Linked DNA regions of Homo sapiens: region 1 is linked to region 2. The links are chromatin loops, found by intact Hi-C in ENCODE. Cell type or tissue: PC-9. All regions are shown on one strand. Links, peaks and the distances in the headings refer to the core of each region. The heading gives the core; the rest is flanking DNA.

The links. A loop is a pair of places that touch in the nucleus more often than their neighbours do. Peaks named below come from ENCODE experiments on the same cell type or tissue, not always from the same donor. Only the 100,000 strongest peaks of a DNase experiment are listed, where the experiment ranks them.
Region 1: a loop joins it to region 2, with 8 times the contacts of the local background. A loop is called at or near these places in 16 of 110 quality-filtered maps.

The regions. Positions count from the first base shown.
Region 1 is chr7:107,946,003-107,954,002 of GRCh38, reverse strand. LAMB1 (laminin subunit beta 1) reads left to right here. Exons shown (of 34, transcript NM_002291.3): 22 at 249-473; 23 at 1,780-1,994; 24 at 2,681-2,777. Among named protein-coding and RNA genes, the nearest start is that of LAMB1, 53 kb to the left of the region's middle. RefSeq lists enhancers at 1-529, 5,556-7,286. In PC-9, for the core only: no CTCF peak of the experiment used is centred there; DNase peaks (open chromatin) are centred at 1,322, 1,962, 4,632, 4,962 and 1 weaker place; H3K4me3 peaks cover 1,889 bases; H3K27ac peaks cover 6,448 bases.
Region 2 is chr7:108,141,095-108,150,864 of GRCh38, reverse strand. NRCAM (neuronal cell adhesion molecule) reads left to right here. Exons shown (of 33, transcript NM_001037132.4): 33 at 718-3,216. The coding sequence ends at 955. Among named protein-coding and RNA genes, the nearest start is that of LAMB4, 16 kb to the right of the region's middle. In PC-9, for the core only: CTCF peaks have their summits at 4,257 and 4,461 (motif pointing right); a DNase peak (open chromatin) is centred at 4,464.

The DNA of each region.
Region 1 (8,000 bases), core at 1-8,000, 200 kb after region 2:
AGACTACAAAACATTAGATTGGTGCAAAAAGTTACTATGGTTTTTGCCACTGAAAGTAATACTGCCTTCCTCTCACAACTCAAAGCCTATTCTTTCCCCTTCAGATGTGATCACCCTGGGCTCTTTAAACAGTGCAGTGAAGATGAAGCACCGCCACGATCAGCTCTCTCTAGGCATGAGTGTCGGTGCACTGGTGAGCTTTCAGTCAATAAGCTAAACATCTTGTGTTTGGTTTTATCGGGTGACAGGTTCCAGATGTGACGACTGTGCCTCAGGATACTTTGGCAATCCATCAGAAGTTGGGGGGTCGTGTCAGCCTTGCCAGTGTCACAACAACATTGACACGACAGACCCAGAAGCCTGTGACAAGGAGACTGGGAGGTGTCTCAAGTGCCTGTACCACACGGAAGGGGAACACTGTCAGTTCTGCCGGTTTGGATACTATGGTGATGCCCTCCAGCAGGACTGTCGAAGTAAGATGCACATTTATTCTGCCCACTTCTTAGAATGACTTCCACCTTTTTTTCATTATCAGCAGATTTTATTCTTCCTGTATTTATTTCACTTGGGAAAACACTTGTTCAGAGAGGTAAAATTTCACTTTCAACTAAGGAAAGATGAGACCAATTTTTTTTTTTTTTTTAATGAGACAGAGTCTCACTCTATCACCCAGGCTGGAGTGCAGTGGCATGATCTCAGCTCACTATAACCTCTGCCTCCAGAGTTCAAGTGATTCTCATGCCTCAGCCTCCCGAGTAGGTGGGATTGCAGGCACCCCCCACCATGCCCAGGTAATTTTTGTATTTTTAATAGAGACGGGGTTTCACCATGTTGGTCAGGTTGGTCTCGAACTCCTGACCTCAGGTGATCCACCCGCCTCGGCCTTCCAAAGTGCTGGGATTACAGGCGTGAGCCGTTGCACCTGGTCATTTTTATTTTTTTCTTTACATCCACATTTTCTGGCAGGAGTGAGGTCTCAAGATGTGACTCAGTGCCTGGGAGAGATAACAGGAAAGAAAAACCATGTAGCTGTCCCCATGATAAATGGCATCCAGTAGAGGGTACTGATGGTATGCTCTGCCCATGAACTTGCTGGTTGGATGGACTTCGAAATCCTAAATACCCACTGTGGTCCCACCTTTTCTAGTGGCATTGATGGAATAGAGCCTTCCAGCTTAAGGAAGAGAAAGAAGTAGCATCTCTAACATCTCTCTTTTGGACCTCTTTATTTCTCTCTTACCGAGATCAACTAGCATTTCCTCTTGCTGCAGCTGCACAGCCCCCAGGCTCCTGGCTTTGTTTATACAAACATGTGTGGAATGCTAGGGACCAGCAGGACTGGATTCCTTAAAAGCCTTAGTAGCTTAAAGGGCTTTTACCTGCTATGTCCAACACGTTTATTACGGCTGTTCTCTGCCAAGAGTTTGAAATTATTAGATATCTCAATTCCCACTGGCATTTTTTAAAATTATTTCCAGTTAAGCCTTCAATTTTAAAATGACTCACCAGCATCTTGTCAAATCTGTGTATTTTGAACATACTTTTAGGTGAAATGTGTCATTGTGTGTATCTGGGAAATGTCAGAACTGTGTAAGAAATCACGAGAACTTCTAAACAGTAATTTTAGCTTTATTTTTGAATCACCTCCATTTCTTTCCTTCTTTGCATTTCAAGGTCAAGATGTGAAGTGGGAACATCTTAGCATTTAGATGTGGCTAACATCCGCATGCCTGTGTATTTGGGAGTGTGACAATAAGTAAATGTGATGTTCTTTTGCAGAGTGTGTCTGTAATTACCTGGGCACCGTGCAAGAGCACTGTAACGGCTCTGACTGCCAGTGCGACAAAGCCACTGGTCAGTGCTTGTGTCTTCCTAATGTGATCGGGCAGAACTGTGACCGCTGTGCGCCCAATACCTGGCAGCTGGCCAGTGGCACTGGCTGTGACCCATGCAACTGCAATGCTGCTCATTCCTTCGGGCCATCTTGCAATGAGGTGAGGGGCTGCTGCTGGGGATGATGCCTTTATGAGCTCAGGTGTCAGCCCATGGTGACTTTGCCCCAGTTAGAGCAAGGCACCAGGGCACACAGCTTGAAACACAGCGTGGCCTGGATCTTAGCCCTCATTTGTACCCCTTGGCTGGGTCTACATAACTGTGCACAGAGTCCCCATCAGACACATCCATAGCATTTCAGTAGAGGGTCCCAGCTGCAGATGCAGACTCACTTAACAATAGACAAGGGTGTGCTATTTCTCTTCAGTACCTGGGCGCTGAAGCAGACTCTTTTCTTAGCTTCTCGAAAGGAACCAATTAGCCATACCCAGCATTGTAAAAAGTGCTGTTGTTTCCTGACACATGCTAAGGAGGGCATACTCCCTAAGTCAGGCGAGTCAAAGGTGGCCCAGGATTGTGGCTGATCTGTGAGGATAAAAGTGAGGAAATATGTAAATAAATAATAACATGCCACAGACCTTTCCAAGCCCTGTTGCAAAAGAGCACTTAGATGCTGGCATGGGGCTCTCGACACCTACGATTGAAGTGGGAGTCCCTTTTCCTAGTCAATGGAGACCTTCTCAGGTAAACAGTTCATTCCTACTTCTAAGTGGCAGCTAGAAAAAAAAGATGACAACTGGCTTCTGGCCTGAAGCCTGCTTGACCAAGGTCTGTGTTCTGGCCGCAGTTCACGGGGCAGTGCCAGTGCATGCCTGGGTTTGGAGGCCGCACCTGCAGCGAGTGCCAGGAACTCTTCTGGGGAGACCCCGACGTGGAGTGCCGAGGTGAGTTGTGGGCGTTCTCGCATTGACTTGATCAGAGAGTGGAGGGAACTGGGGTTCTACAAGAGCCTTCTGTAAATTATAAAACACAGTACAAATTAACGTGTCTATAAGAACCTGTATTTAATTGCAAAATAAATTAACACTGATTGTTTAAAAAACAATCTAACAAATCTAGCCCTGCCCATAAGTATAGGTAGTCAAGAGTGGATGTGCATACTCTCCCGGCCTCACACCCTGGGGTAAAGTTTGTTTCTGTGTGTAAGCACACACACACACACACACACACACACACACACACACACCACAAATACACACAGAGCTGCTTTTTAAAATACTTTTAACCAAGGTGGGACCATGTGAACCCTATGTTTGGCAAAGTGACTTTTTATCCCCTCTGAACAGTATTTTGTGGCCAACTTCCTTGATGGCACAAGAAGAGGTAAATGGTTATCCTAGTAAGATCACTGGATTCAGTGGATCAACTAGACTCTGTTGACAGTTTAAGCTCTTGGCGTATGTGTGTAAGATAACATCCCCACCAGTGAAAACTGGAGGGCAATGTCATGGAGACTTCGTGCACAACAAAGGGCTCCAAGGTCAGGGGCTCCAAGTCAGTTTAATGTGAATAAAACCCAGATTTTCACCTAAGCTTATGATTAAACAAACAAACAAAAAAAGATGGAAATGACATTTTCTTACAAACAAAAACTTGTTAAAATTATGTGAATCATCAGGATTGCTTGATTTTTATGGTATTGCAGTTTTTTTGACCTGGAAAATTATTTTTCAGATCTTAAAGTCAAAATATGGAAAAGACTGAATAGGCTGTTGCAACTCTGTTTTTATATTCTTTCTTTCCTACTTGATTTTCTTCCCTGTTTTTAATTGATCATTATGGATAAAAATTTTCTGTAGTTTCTTAAGTGCTCTTTCGTATATTTGTTGCACATCTGAAATTATAGGTCTCTGTTGGACTCTTGAATTTTTTTTTTTTTTGAGACGGAGTCTCGCTCTGTCACCTAGGCCGGAATGCAGTGGCATAATCTCGGCTTACTGCAACCTCCACCTCCTGGGTTCAAGCGATTCTCCTGCCTCAGCCTCCCAAATAACTGGAGTTACAGGCAAGCGCCACCACGCCCGGCTAATTTTTGTATTTTTAGTAGAGATGGGGTTTCACCATATTGGTCAGGCTGGTCTCAAACTCCTGACCTCATGATTCACCCGCCTCGGCCTCCCAAAGTTCTAGAATTACAGGTGTGAGCCACTGTGCCTGGCCAGGACTCTTAAATTTTTAAAATGACCGTTTTCTTTTTTTGGACACAACTACAGCAAGAAATAATACAGATCTTCAAGTTGGCAACTCATTCAATATCTCCTACAGAAGGTCAGGAACCTAGAAACTGTGTTCCTTCAGGGTGCAAACCCATGTGTTCCTTAACAGCAGAAAAAGGTCAGTGGGCAAGACCAGAACAAATTAGATATGATTTGTTTTTTAAGTTGAGGCTTAGCCAGAAGGGTTTGTATGGACCTCTTAGATTAAGGTTTGTTTCACAGTGGGGATAATGTTTGCTATGTCAATAAACAGGTACTTTTCTTTCATCATTCTCCAAATTTGGTTCTTAATGAGATCTGACATCCCCTCTTCCATTAGAAGGTATTGAAATCCAGTGGACCAGTTTCTCCAAGATGTCTCTTGAAAGTAAAACTCTGCTTAAAATCTGTTTTTTCCAGGGCTCTAATCACTACTCTGTTAAATTCCTCAAACTTGTAATGCCCCAAGGCTTGATTTTTTCCAGATAATGGCTCTATCGTTGCACATACCCTGATTCTGTCAGCATGTGTCATTGGCAAAATAGCTTTCTCTGCCAAAGCTTTCTGACCTTTGGCTCCATCTTAGCTTTGTTAGCAGGAAAGGCCTGCTACCCAGAGTCAGAGTCAATCAGAGAATTGTTCATGTGGTCCTTAGAACTTTACTCCTTACCCTTTTATCTTTTCTTTAAACTTTCGCCTCTAAATCTGCCAGGGAAATTGTGACTTATAGAAACCTTGTCAACTTGTTTGGGTCAAAAGTTAGATCCTGTTTTAGAAACTCTGCAAAGAGTGAGATTCATGGCATCATTGTTCGCCAACTTCTTTGTTCCTTTCATCCAGAAGAAAGGTCAGCTCATTACGTAAGAAACTTTTCATCAGGAAAAGCAAACAACCGATAAAAAACAGAAACTAAGTATTCTGCAAGGAAACCTGGTTTAAGGAGAATGTATTGAAACTGGATATGTCTGTTCCTTTTTACTCCTCCCTTTGGCATTTCCTTTTTTTTTCTGTAAGATAATCATAGAAATTTAGTTAATGGAGGAACTACAAAGATCACATGGCTTTATGGTTTGCCTATTATGCTGGCCAATCCCGGTGGCACGAGGGCAGCAGGGATGCAGACAGATGAAGAGGTCCCATAGCCAAGAGTGTAGGTCCTGGAGCCAGACTGCCCACATTCACTTCAAGCAATTGGTACTCCTGTATTAGAAGAAAACAAAGTCCCTTCTCATCTCCTCACCCAGTATACTCCTCTTTTTACTCAGCTTGATAGGAATCTTTCCAGTCCTCTCTGCATTTATATGTATACATCATTCGTATTCGTGACCCTAATAATGATACCCAGTCAGCTCACACCAGCAAGAAAAAGTATTTTTCAAGCCCTCTGGAAGCATTGGAAGCTCCAAGTGAGCATAAGTGAAAATACCCTAAGAGATACTTCCAGGTTCTAGATCCAGGTGTTTCATTTTCCCCTTGTTTTCCCACTACATTGTCATCTCTCCAACCTTATCTTTAGTTTTGTTTTTTTCATGGAAGACCAGAAAGCCCCTTTCCCCAAAGTGTTAAAATCTGGGGTGAAGGCAACTGACCTCATTGCATACTTTGGCAATTCAAAGTTATAAAATGTTAGCCGGGCACGGTGGTTCACGCCTGTAATCCCAACACTTTGGGAGGCCAAGGCGGGCGGATCACTTGAGGTCAGGAGTCCGACACCAGCCGGACCAACATGGTGAAACCCCATCTCTACTAAAAATACGAAAATTAATCAGGTGAGATGGCGCACACCTATAATCCCAGCTACTTGGGAGGCTGAGGCATGAGAATCGCTTGAACCCAGGAGGCAGAGGTTGCAGTGAGTGAGCAGAGATCGTGCCACTGCCCTCCAGCCTGGGTGACAGAGCAAGACTGTCTCAAAAAAAAAAAAAAAAAAAGAAGAAGAAGATATAAAATGTTGGGGCATCTTTATTTGGGGTGTTAAAGTAGATACTGTCTCTCCTTTGTGCCCACAGTGGCTGAGCTGGGGTGGGGACATTTGGAAATTTGGGAGGAGGGGAGTATTTTGGGTCATCACCATAATGGGGTCATTGCTATAGGCACTTGGTATGCAGGAGCCAATAATAATAAATGTCCCACAGTGCTTAAGGCAGTCTGTCAAACAGAGAATGTGTCGGATCCTCAATGCTTTTAGCACTCTTTGGAGAAAGCTCATAACCTACAAAGCACCCAGAGAGAGTGAGAATTGATTTGAGTGGACAATGGGGGATTGATTCATGGCCAGCTATGGGGTCTGGTGCAGACAGGGTGGCAACAGGAGTAGGACCAGTGTGGCCTGTGAAGGCAGGGGCCAAGATGCAGAGGCAGACAAGGCTCTTGGTTATGTTTGTGCTGGAATGCATTCACGATTAGAAACAGGAGCACAGGGGCTTTCTGAAGGGATGGGCCCAGAGATCAGCAGGGACAAGAAGAGGTGTCATTCAAAATTAGATGGAACTATGCAAAAAGAACATCAGCTCTTTTCTCCAGTTATGTAATTGCTTGACAAATATGTTTTCAGTTGAATTGGTTGTTAGAGGGCATAAATTTAGACTTTCTGATGCCAACTAGCTAACAATATGCTTATAGAAAGATTTAAGTCCTAGCTAAGTATTCTCCTTATGGAAAAAAAGAATGTAGTTATGTAAAAGACAAATGAGTTGAGCCTCCAACTTACAGATTGTTGAATGTTCCTATTGTCCAGGCGGGTTGGGGCTGTTGGTCGATGGTGCCAAGCCTGAACAAGCCCACCACTGTGCTGGGATGGAGAGGGAATCTCATCCACCCACCATGAACGTGCTGGAGAAAACAGCCTGGAGCGCTGCATTGTCCTCCTCAGGAGTCAAAGAGTCACAGGAGGAATCTTTCTGTTGATTCATAGATAGCAAAAAGGAAGGGTAAAGTTTCCATTTGGGGCCTCTGGCTCTTGGAAAAGGGCAGTGTCTCTAAACCCAGGCAAACGGTAAATGTGGGGCATAGGCAAGAGGGTCCGGGTAGTGGCCACTTCCCCATCATGCTCGTTTCTCATTTTGTGTTTTTTAGTAGAAAAACACAGTGTGTTCTTTTGCCCAGACATTAATCTTTAGAATGCCTGTATTTTCTAATGTTGGGATTTCTTTCACAACCACCCACCTTAATATTTCCATTGTGACTCAGAAAATCAGACTTCATTCGATTCTTTAGAGAACTATAAATACTGTTGTCAGTAGAGTGAAGTCTTGTCTTATGTAATCCTAATTACAGAATGTGTTCTCAGAAGAGGTAGGCTAGACCAGAGCTGGGCAGACCACAGGCAGAGGCCAAATCCAGCCCCCTGCCGATAGTAGCTAATATAAGTTTTACACCCACTTGTTCATGTATTTTCCCTGGCTACTTGTGGGCAGCAATGCCAGAGTCAAGTCATCATAACAGAGACAGAATGGCCTGAAAGCTGGATTTACTATTTCAACTTTTACATTAAAACTTGATGACCCCTGTGCTAGACAGGCAGCTCATTTCTGCAGGTAAAATTATATTCATCTCCCAACTTTCATTCCAAAATTGAACCTATATTACTGAGGCCAAAAAGGGAAAAGGATAAAAGAGAATGTCAGAAAAAAGAAAATCCCATGTAAGAAATAAAAATTATTTAAATTGCCCTTGCTTTTAGTAAATAGAAATGCCTAAGTAAAGTATCAGTAAAATTCTTGGCATTGCAGCAGATCCTGGAGTCCCACGTTGCTTTGAGGCAAGGTCCACGGCAGAAGAAAACCCCATTACCTGAATCTTAGGGTGTAGCAGTTTCTCTGTCCCAAGGCAAATTTAAGTTTCCAACAAAAAGGAGGATAATCAGCCCAGTACTGAGTGACCAATGGTATAGAGTGGGGAGTGGACACAGAG
Region 2 (9,770 bases), core at 784-8,783:
AGTGCGTCTCTTTCCAGATTAATAAATCTTTACTCATTAACTAAAATTTTTACCAAAAAAACAAAAAAATACTGTGTACTATCAGTATAAGGATTTTGCTTTTCTTCTTAGGCTGTTTTCATTTGTTTCTTCTGCATCCTTTTAATGGAATTTTGTAGGTCTCTTGAAAGGTAAGGTTGAAGTTTACAGTCTGGCCTGCATTGATAACAAAATTATTTGAAATGCAGGATTTTGCTTCTCCTTCTGGCTCAGAAAAAAAAAATCCACATTTCACACTTAACCAAAATCATGCTCCATTCACAACCAAGGAATCAGAGATATTATGCAGTTTAACATACTAACTTCTTTACTTGCCATAAGCTTTTGCCTTTTTGAATTCAAAATAGTGATGATTTTTCTACTTTTCTGAATTCTTTCTTATTTAATGCTTGTGATTATTTCTGGATTGCTTTCAACTCAGGAATCAGAATTTGTCATTGAAATTAACAAACACTATTGGGAGCCATCCACTCTACTGAAGACTTCATGATTCAACCATTTCTGCTCCTGATTTCCATTCCAACTCATCCTCGTCATTGGAGTCAACCTGAAAATTAGATTTGGCCAGAGAAGCCCAGGACTCCAAATGCTTTCTCATAATTTGCATGCATGGTCTTTAAAAACAGAAAATGTTACCTAAATGCCAATCTTGACAAAAATGTTTTCTCTTTCTTCCAGTGATGCAGAAGACCACAAGCCTTTGAAAAAAGGAAGTCGAACTCCTTCAGACAGGACTGTGAAAAAAGAAGATAGTGACGACAGCCTAGTTGACTATGGAGAAGGGGTTAATGGCCAGTTCAATGAGGATGGCTCCTTTATTGGACAATACAGTGGTAAGAAAGAGAAAGAGCCGGCTGAAGGAAACGAAAGCTCAGAGGCACCTTCTCCTGTCAACGCCATGAATTCCTTTGTTTAATTTTTAAGCTCTTTGCCAATATTCCATTTCTCTAGAATGTTTATCCTAAGCACTTGTTTGTCAGCCCTCTCATACTATGAACATATGGGTAGAGAGTATATTTTCTGCTGTATGTTAGTATTATGAGAATAGTTACAGCAAAAACATAACTCAGTCAAATGATATGTTAATATGAACTGGAATGCAAAGTGCATACTTTTTCATTCAAAATGGGTATTCTTGATTTCCTCAGAACTGATAAAAAATAATGCAACATCACCAACAGATCCTGTTATTTCCTCTGCAGGATACAGTTCAATATGATGCATGAAAAATGCTCCACATTTAAAGGACATACCCGTGTATGTTATGAAAACATGGTTTGATACTTTGTTTATACTACCCTCAGCTGAACCCCTATATATGAATTCCGTTTTCATTGTCAAGAATGTTACTGTAGTATTCTCTAGAACTTCAATGTCTTTGTGGACATTGTTGTGAAATTGGTGACTATGTATAGCTGTCGTTAGTCTTTTTGGGAGACTGTTAGGAACAGTTTGTACAGTATATACTTGCTAAATGAGTTCATTATGACAGTCACATTGCTGATGCTTACTGAGAACTATTACCTACTCTTGGCTCCTGTTACTCCGTAGGCTTCTTAATCTTCCAGGCATTACAGCAGCACAGTGTTCTACTTTTTACATCATTTCTATGTTCGGTTGTTTTTAGGCATAAACAATGTGTATTGCAGTGCATTTCGGCATTTGTGCCATACTGAAAGAATCAAAAACAAATCATCCAAATTAAATTTCAAACATTATTTCAGAGAACACAGGGCAAGACACATACAGTGCCTTCAGATATTAAGCATTCCACAACATCGTGCATTCTGTATCAGCTGGTCCAGTCCATTCTGGGTCCTAGATTACTGTCATTGTCTAAAAGTAACTTTTAAAAAGCAGAGTTCATGAAAACTGCAATGCTGGGAAAAGAAGGAAACATGAAAATAAAAATAAGACAGTTTATTAGAAATAGCATTTCCTCATAAGCATAAAAAGAAAATCTTTGTTGCCAACTGAAGCACATGATGATTTTGTGGTCCTTTATGGTTTCTATTACATTCAGTAAGAAAGATGTCAACATGCTAGAAAATTAATTTTAAAACTAAGTTATTCCAACACTAAAAGCATACAACAGCATGCCAACAGTAATATATTATTCTCCAAGACTTTACCTATGTAAGTGTTCAAAACTCTGCAGCATTAAACAACGTGTATGCAAATTGTTATGGATACATTTCAGAATCTAAGAAATCAGGCAAGTGCTTAAAAGGCCAACGGTCCAAGGGATTACATCTGCAGTTTAAAAAGTAAATATATATTCTATCGTATTCATAAACAATATCTATCAAATGGGTTACCTCCAAATATGAAAATCTATAACAACCTATGGTTGAAGGAATGCTCAGTTTCATTTGCCAATAAATTGGTTTCTCATAACTTGCATCAAGTTTAATTTTAAGTAAAGCTTTTTATATGTAGATATTTTGTTGAATTTGTAAATACACTTAAAATGTAGATGCTATATGCTTATAGGTGTTACATACAAATAAACATGCAATGTTTATGTTGTACTGTATAAGAGGTAAGCTAATTAATGCAGTGAATGGGATTGGAAAGCATCTACTTAAATATCTATTGGGTTCCCCCCTCCCCCCACCTTTTTTGCTGTGAAACTGAAATAGTGAACTTTTCTACGTATTGACAGCAGATTTTTCGATGAAATCTTCAGAGCTTTGCCTATGGGGCACAGTAGGCCTAGTAACCTGGCATGTTTGATATATGTAGGTAAAGCATAATTTAAAGTAATCCCAGGTAAAGATGGCCCTAAATACTTTCATGTCTCTATATTCATTTTTCACAGATCCACCTGTCTCTTGAAAATATAAAAAGACAAAACAGGTTTGCCTTGGCATCAGAGAGCACAAAGATTAAAAGTTACTTTAAATTTGCCAATATTTTGGGAGAACAATAAAACTACATTTTTTCCTCTTCCATACTGGTAGATGCGAAATTTATCTGTGCATGAAAGGGTCACTTCTGTAATAGTGCAACAGATTTGGTATTAAAAATTAAATGTGGTTTTAAAAGTTCCTCTCTCTTTTGTAATTTATGTTCCCAATTGAGTGTGAATGTCCAAGTAATGGTGTATGTAATGGTACAGGCAAATGTGACTGGATTTCCCTCAAAAAAGTAACTATTAAACAGTCTTGATCTCTTTGTGACTTTTAACTTTTTCAAACATATATTGCCTAATGTTTTAAAATGGTGAAAAATTTTATTTTTTACTTTCAAAAGGCTGTTCTATGCAGAGAAAATTAAAACAAAATATAAAACAGATCTAATAGGACATATCAAAAACATTTGAATGAAAAACAGGACTAGATATTCCCAGCCTTTTGAGAAAAGTTCAAGAAATCAGGTGGTGCCTCCTTTCCCAAAGCCTGGCTCCTGGTGTCTGCCTGGGCCCGGCGCTTCTCTTCTGCTTGCCTGGACTCTGCCCTCCCGAATCACAGGCGACTTAGATTTCTTAACTCTCCTGTCTGAAGAGGGACACTACAGGTATCGAATGTATGTCACCCTCTCCCTTCTCTCCACCCCCATGCTTCTAATCTTCTCAAACCCTCTGGCAAACAGCCAAGCCCTGGCGTGTTCCCATGTTCCACCACCTGCCCCTTATTCTCCAGCCCCCTAGTCCCAGCATCACACTGACAAGACCTCCTGCTGGCTCAGAGCTGCCCTCCTCCATGGTGATTTGCATCACATGTTATATAAGTGAACCTTAAAGTGCTATGTAGAGCTTGGTGTTTCCACCTGGAGGGCATGTCTGTCACTCACTTCAGAACAGCACTTCAGGGCCTCTCCTCCCCTCTACAACGTCCGCCAAATTCACAGTCCATAGCTTTGTCCTCATCATCAGTCCTGGGGCTCTTTAGCAAAAAGGGTCTGGAGAAATGCAATCTTGACCCCAAAAAGCATTGGTCCATTGATGGTATGAACTTTCTTGTTCAGATGGCTTACAACAGGCCTGGTTTACCTCTAATGGCTGATTTTGTTTTGTTTTGAGACAGAGTCTCATTCTCTCACCCAGGCTGGAGAGCAGAGGCACTCACTGCAGCCTCTGCCTCCTGGGTTGGTTCAAGCAATTCTCGTGTCTCAGCCTCCCAAGTAACTGGGATTACAGGTGTGTGCCACCATGCCCGGCTAATTTTTGTATTTTTAGTAGAGACAGGGGTTTTGCCATGTTGGCCAGGCTGGTCTCAAACTCTTGACCTCAAGTGACCTACCCACCTTGGCCTCCCAAAGTGCTGGGATTAGAGGTATGAGCCACCGCGCCCCGCAATTTTGGAAAAGGCTTATGGAGGCAAGGGAAAAGAATATGAAGAATTCTTACCCAAATTAAGCAAATCCCTCCCGCTCAGGAAATTTTCCTACAGATTACCACCAGAGGGCTCCCCTGCTCTATGCAGTGTGAGAGAAACCTGCTTGCAGGAAAAAGTGGCCTCTGGACACAGTGCAAACCAGTTTTGATAATCAGCTTGTGATCTGATCATGCAAAAAATGATTGCCTGCTGCAACAGGGGAAAATGGGATTTGCAGCTTTCTCTGACGAGTCCACAGCATCCAGGGAGGAAGCATGTGTCCCTGTGAGCCTTGTTAAGCTTCTTCCTCTTAATGATTGTGGCCCGGGAGGTTCGGTATTGGGAGAGGAAGGAGGAGTGTGCCTCCTGGGTCCTACTAAGCATCCCTATCACGGCTGCAAGTCGGTAGGGATGAGGAGAGGCACGTCATTAAAATGGCATCTCCCTCTTCTCCAGAGTATGCTATTTTATCTGCCAATGGTTTGATGTTTTGTGATGGTATAGCACCCCCCAAAAAAGCACAGTTTAAGCACAGCTCTTTTCACTAAAAAAAAAAAAAAAAAAAAGCAAGAGAGGGAGAGACTACTACTTGAATATTTATACTAAATAAATAAATAGTTCCTAGGTGGAGGTGGAAAATTCACTGGACCGGAAAGAGATGGGGATTTGTCATAGCAACATAACCCCAATTACTTCAGGAAGCCCCCAAACCTGTGAAATTAACCTGTGCTCGCATCTGCGCTTGCTTACAGAGAGGAAGGCCGGATGCCAGTAACCATGAAGTAGCTCAGCAGTACTGCCCCGACCTGAATTCTTGCTTCATTACCATGCTAAGACCTCTGCCCAGGGGCCAGAAATGTACCTTGCTAGGCACAAAAAGTGCCAAGTACAAAAGACAAGACTGTGCACACTGTAGCGCCTCCTGGAAGAACCCACCTTTTTTCAGGAATCCCGCCCCAGTCTCCACCTACCTGCCCTAAGAGCTCTTAACATCCCCCTTTACCCGCCCCCCTCCTTCCCCCACCACCACCTCCCCCTCCCCCGTTGCAAGAAGGTGCTTTGAGTATGAGCTTCCCTTCTCCATTTCTTTATTAACAAAGTTTCTGCTCTGCTTTACCAAGCTTGGTTTGGTTCTATTGGCCGAAACGGCACCAGGCAGGAAAATGACCCCTTAGTGTCAACCAGCCTCCCTGGAGGGTGGGAACAGATTCAGATTCCAGCTCTGCCATCAACTAGCTGTGTGACAGTATATAAATGAACCCCCTAATCTCCCACGTCTCCAAGCCTCTGCTTTTTCGACTTGAAAATGACAGATAGCAGATGTTTTCAAAGGTATCTTTCTGCTTAGATCTTATGGTTCTTAATAACAAACCCACACACACACACACACAAATCTGAGCACCTTCTAGACCCAAGTATTTTGCTAATTTGGGAAGATACACGATGAGCAAAACCAGATGTAGTTCCTGTTCTTATGTAGGCTGGAGGCTGGTGTGAGCAGACAGACATTGTCAAATACTCACCTAAGTGAATGTGTAATTCCAAACTGAGGTAAGAGCTATAAAGGGAAGGCACAGCATTCCATGAGAGCAAATGATGGCAGAGCCCAGCCTGGTCAAGGTGGTCAGGAAGGCATTCTTCGGAAAAGAACTAGATTTGGGGGCATATTATAATTTCAGAATAATAAATGAGGAGTATGAAAACCTGAGACATTCAAGTGGAAATAACTAATAGGAATTGGATATTTGAGCTTACAGCTCCAAAGAAACTTCTGAGATGACAAGTAGCAATTTAAACAATGAGGCATGGATGAGATTGCCTAGGGAAAGAGTGTAGGCAAGAAGGCTGAGGACTACAACTTACTCAGAAACTTCCAAATATAATAGACAGGAAGAGAAAGACAGACCTCTAAAGGAGACCAGTAAACAGGAGCCCGAAGTCAGGAAGAAATAAAGAGAATGTGTTGTCCTGGAAGCCAGTGAAAGAGACCATTTCAAGACCAGAGAATGGTTGATAATGTCACATTATACTGAAAAATCAAGCAAAATGAGGACTGAAAACTATTTCTTGGATTTGAAGACATAAAGGTCATCTAAGACCTTAGTAAAAGTAACCACCTGGAGTGTAGTTCAGATTGGAATGAGATGAAGAGTGAGTAGGTGAGGAAATGGGGACAAGTTCTGCCATTACTCATATGGGCAACCCATCAGTCCTAGGTACAGTTCCTTGACATCTCTCCCTCCACGATCATGTAGTCTACACATCTCACTCTGCCCACAGCCTCTCCACTGCCCCTCCGATTTCCATCGACCCTTCACCTTACCCCTTTTCTCCATCCCTCCTCCAGCACAGATGTTATAGTCCATGTGTGAAACACTCCTGCTTTACATTAAACTCCTTTGGCCTTCTGTCTTTTCTAAACACCCATAGAGAAACTGGGACTCAGGAGCAAGTCTACTGTCTGCTTTCTCCTGCCCGCCCCTAGGGGCTGAGAAGATCAGTGTCACTACAGTTTTATAAATATCTTCAAATGGTTCAACTCTCAACACTGCCTAGTAGACCTGCTATTTTTCTCAGGGGAACTTACATTCTCACACTCAACAATGACTATGTCAAATCTTCACTCTCCTGAAGGATTCAACCCTGTCCTCTCTCTCCACTTACTCTCACAAATCACTTTCTTTTTTTTTTTTTTTGAGACAGATTGTCACTCTGTCACCCAGGCGGGAGTGTAGTGGTGTGATGTCAGCTCACTGCAACTTCTGCCTTCCAGGTTCAAGTGATTCTCCTGCCTCGGCCTCCCAAGTAGCTGGGATTACAAGTGTCCACCATCATGCCTGGCTAATAGTAGAGACGGGGTTTCCCCATGTTGGCCAGGCTGGGTCTTGAACTCCTGACCTCAAGTGGTCCACCCGCCTTGGCCTCCCAAAGTGCTGGGATTATAGGTGTGAGGCACTGTGCCCAGCCTCACAAATCACTTTCTACAAAATGACCTTACATCATAATTCACTGAAAAGGGGGGTGGGAAGCATAGATGGGAATTTCCTCATCTTCCTGCTAGCAAACCAAAATGTTTGCCTCAATATTTTCTCATTCTCTACCTCTACCTCCTGTTAAGACAGAGGAGCCATCCTTCCTCCTAACGAGGGCCAGTCCCTCTACCTGAGCTGGCATCTCTCTCCTCTTTGGTGGGTTCTTACCCATCAGTTATTTCTTCTCCTGTTTAACTGGAGTGTCTGTTGACATTCACGCCGTTCAAGTCTCTCCCATATAAAACAAATGGACCATTGAAACCTTTGATTCCCACCCTACTTACCCCCTTCAGTTATCATCCTCTCTACACTTCATGGCTGAAATAATACTGGAAAAAGTATATGAAGATAATCACAAAAGCTACTGTTTGCCAGACAGTACATCCTTTGTTCCTTCTATAGCCATAAAAATTTTCCAGTCTCACTCAGCGTGTCCTATGGACACTGTCTGTCTTCAGCTGTAACTATTTAGCTCATTATCTCGGTGAATGACTTGACAAACTTTTTTTTTTTCACACAAGAGCGTCTCAGCCTGCACACTGAAATCACCTGGGGAGTTTCAAAACCCTAATACCTGCCCACCCACCCTCACAGCATCTTTATTGTAATTGTCTGAGACATGGCTTGGACATCACAACTTGTTAAAGCTCCCCAGATGATTCTAATATGCAGCCAAGATTGAAACTAGTGTAAAGAAACAACTTGTTCCCACCCTATTGTGTGAAATTATTTAATGAACAGTATTTTGAATACGTTTCTTCCCACAGCCCATGTTTGATCTCAAATTCTCTCATATTCCTCTTATAGGAAACATCTAGAGTAAATAGGCCCCTCATACATTGCTGGTAGGAATATAACAGTTTGGTGATTTCTTAAAATGTTAAATGAAAGTTTACCATATGACCTAGCAAGCAATTCCACCCCTAGGTATATGCCCAAGAAAAATGAAAACACATGTCCACACGTAGACTTGTACAGTAATGTTCAGAGAAGCATTGATCATAATTGCCCCCCAAAAAAAATGTCCATCAACAGATGAATGGATAAACAAAATGTGGCATAGCCACACAACTAAATGGCATATCTATACAAGTAAATGGAATACTATTCGTCGGCAATTTTTTGAAAAGCACTAACACATGCCAAAATGTGGAGGACCGTCAAAAACATTATGCTGAACTAAAGAAGCCATCACACACAAAAACCCACATATTGCATGATTCCATTTCCTTAAAATGTTCAGAAAATGCAAACTTCTAAAGACAATGGACAATAGTGATTGTCTGAGACTGGGAATGGGAACAAGGATTAACTGCAAGTTGGCATGCGACATCTTACTGGAGTGATGGAAATGTTCTAAAACTGGATTGTGTTGATAACCGCACAGAATGGTAAATTTACTAAAAATCATTACATTTTATACTTGAAGCAAGTGAATTTACAATATGTAAGTTACACCTCCACAAAGCTGTTAGAAGAAACCATCACTAGGCTTACGTTTGTCTGAGAAGTGAATAGGCTATGCATAAATTAGGCTTATGATGCCTACACCATATTGTGGGGCACATCCCCTCCCAGCCCTCCTGTTTCCTCAGTGAAACACCACAAGAGCAGTGAAGCCTTAGCTGTTTGGTAGCACCAGCTTAGTATCGTGTGCCATCCTGTTTCTCTTTCTTATCCCCCCACCCCCGAGTTTTTACTACCTGTCTTACTCCTTCCTGGTACCACCCTCATTTTTGCTCTCCAGGTCTTAAACAGCATCCTGTATCCTAGCTTTCAAGGGGCAAGGGATTCCTCTGAGGTCCCTTTTATGAGGGGACTAATATCATTCATGAGGGCTCATGACCTAATCATTTCCCAAAGGCCCTACCTCCTAATACCATCACAGTGGGGGTTAGTATTTAATATATGAATTTGGAAGGACTTAAATATTCAGTCTATAGTAGTGCCCAGTCTCAGTAAATGGCACCACTTTGGCTCACGGCAAAACACCCAGGAGTCATCTTTTAAGCTCCCCACCCCTCCCCAACAAGTCCATTGGTCAATTCTAGAAGTCTGTTTCCAAAATATATGTTGAACACATCACATTCTGTATCTCCAGCCTCCCACCTGTATGCCTGCTTCTCTTGCCCTCCTGTAAGCCATACTTCACACAACACAACAGGGTTGGCAGTCCTTTTCTTTAAAAAACCAGATAGGCCAGGCACAGTAGCTCATGTCTTTAATTCCAGCACTTTGGGAGGCCAAGGCAGGAAGATTGCTTGAGCCCAGGAGTTTCACAGCAGCCTGGGCAACAGTGTGAGACCCCCATCTCTACAAAAAAATTAAAAAGTTAGCCAGGTGTGATGGCTGGGACTTGTGGTCCTGGTTACTTAGCAGG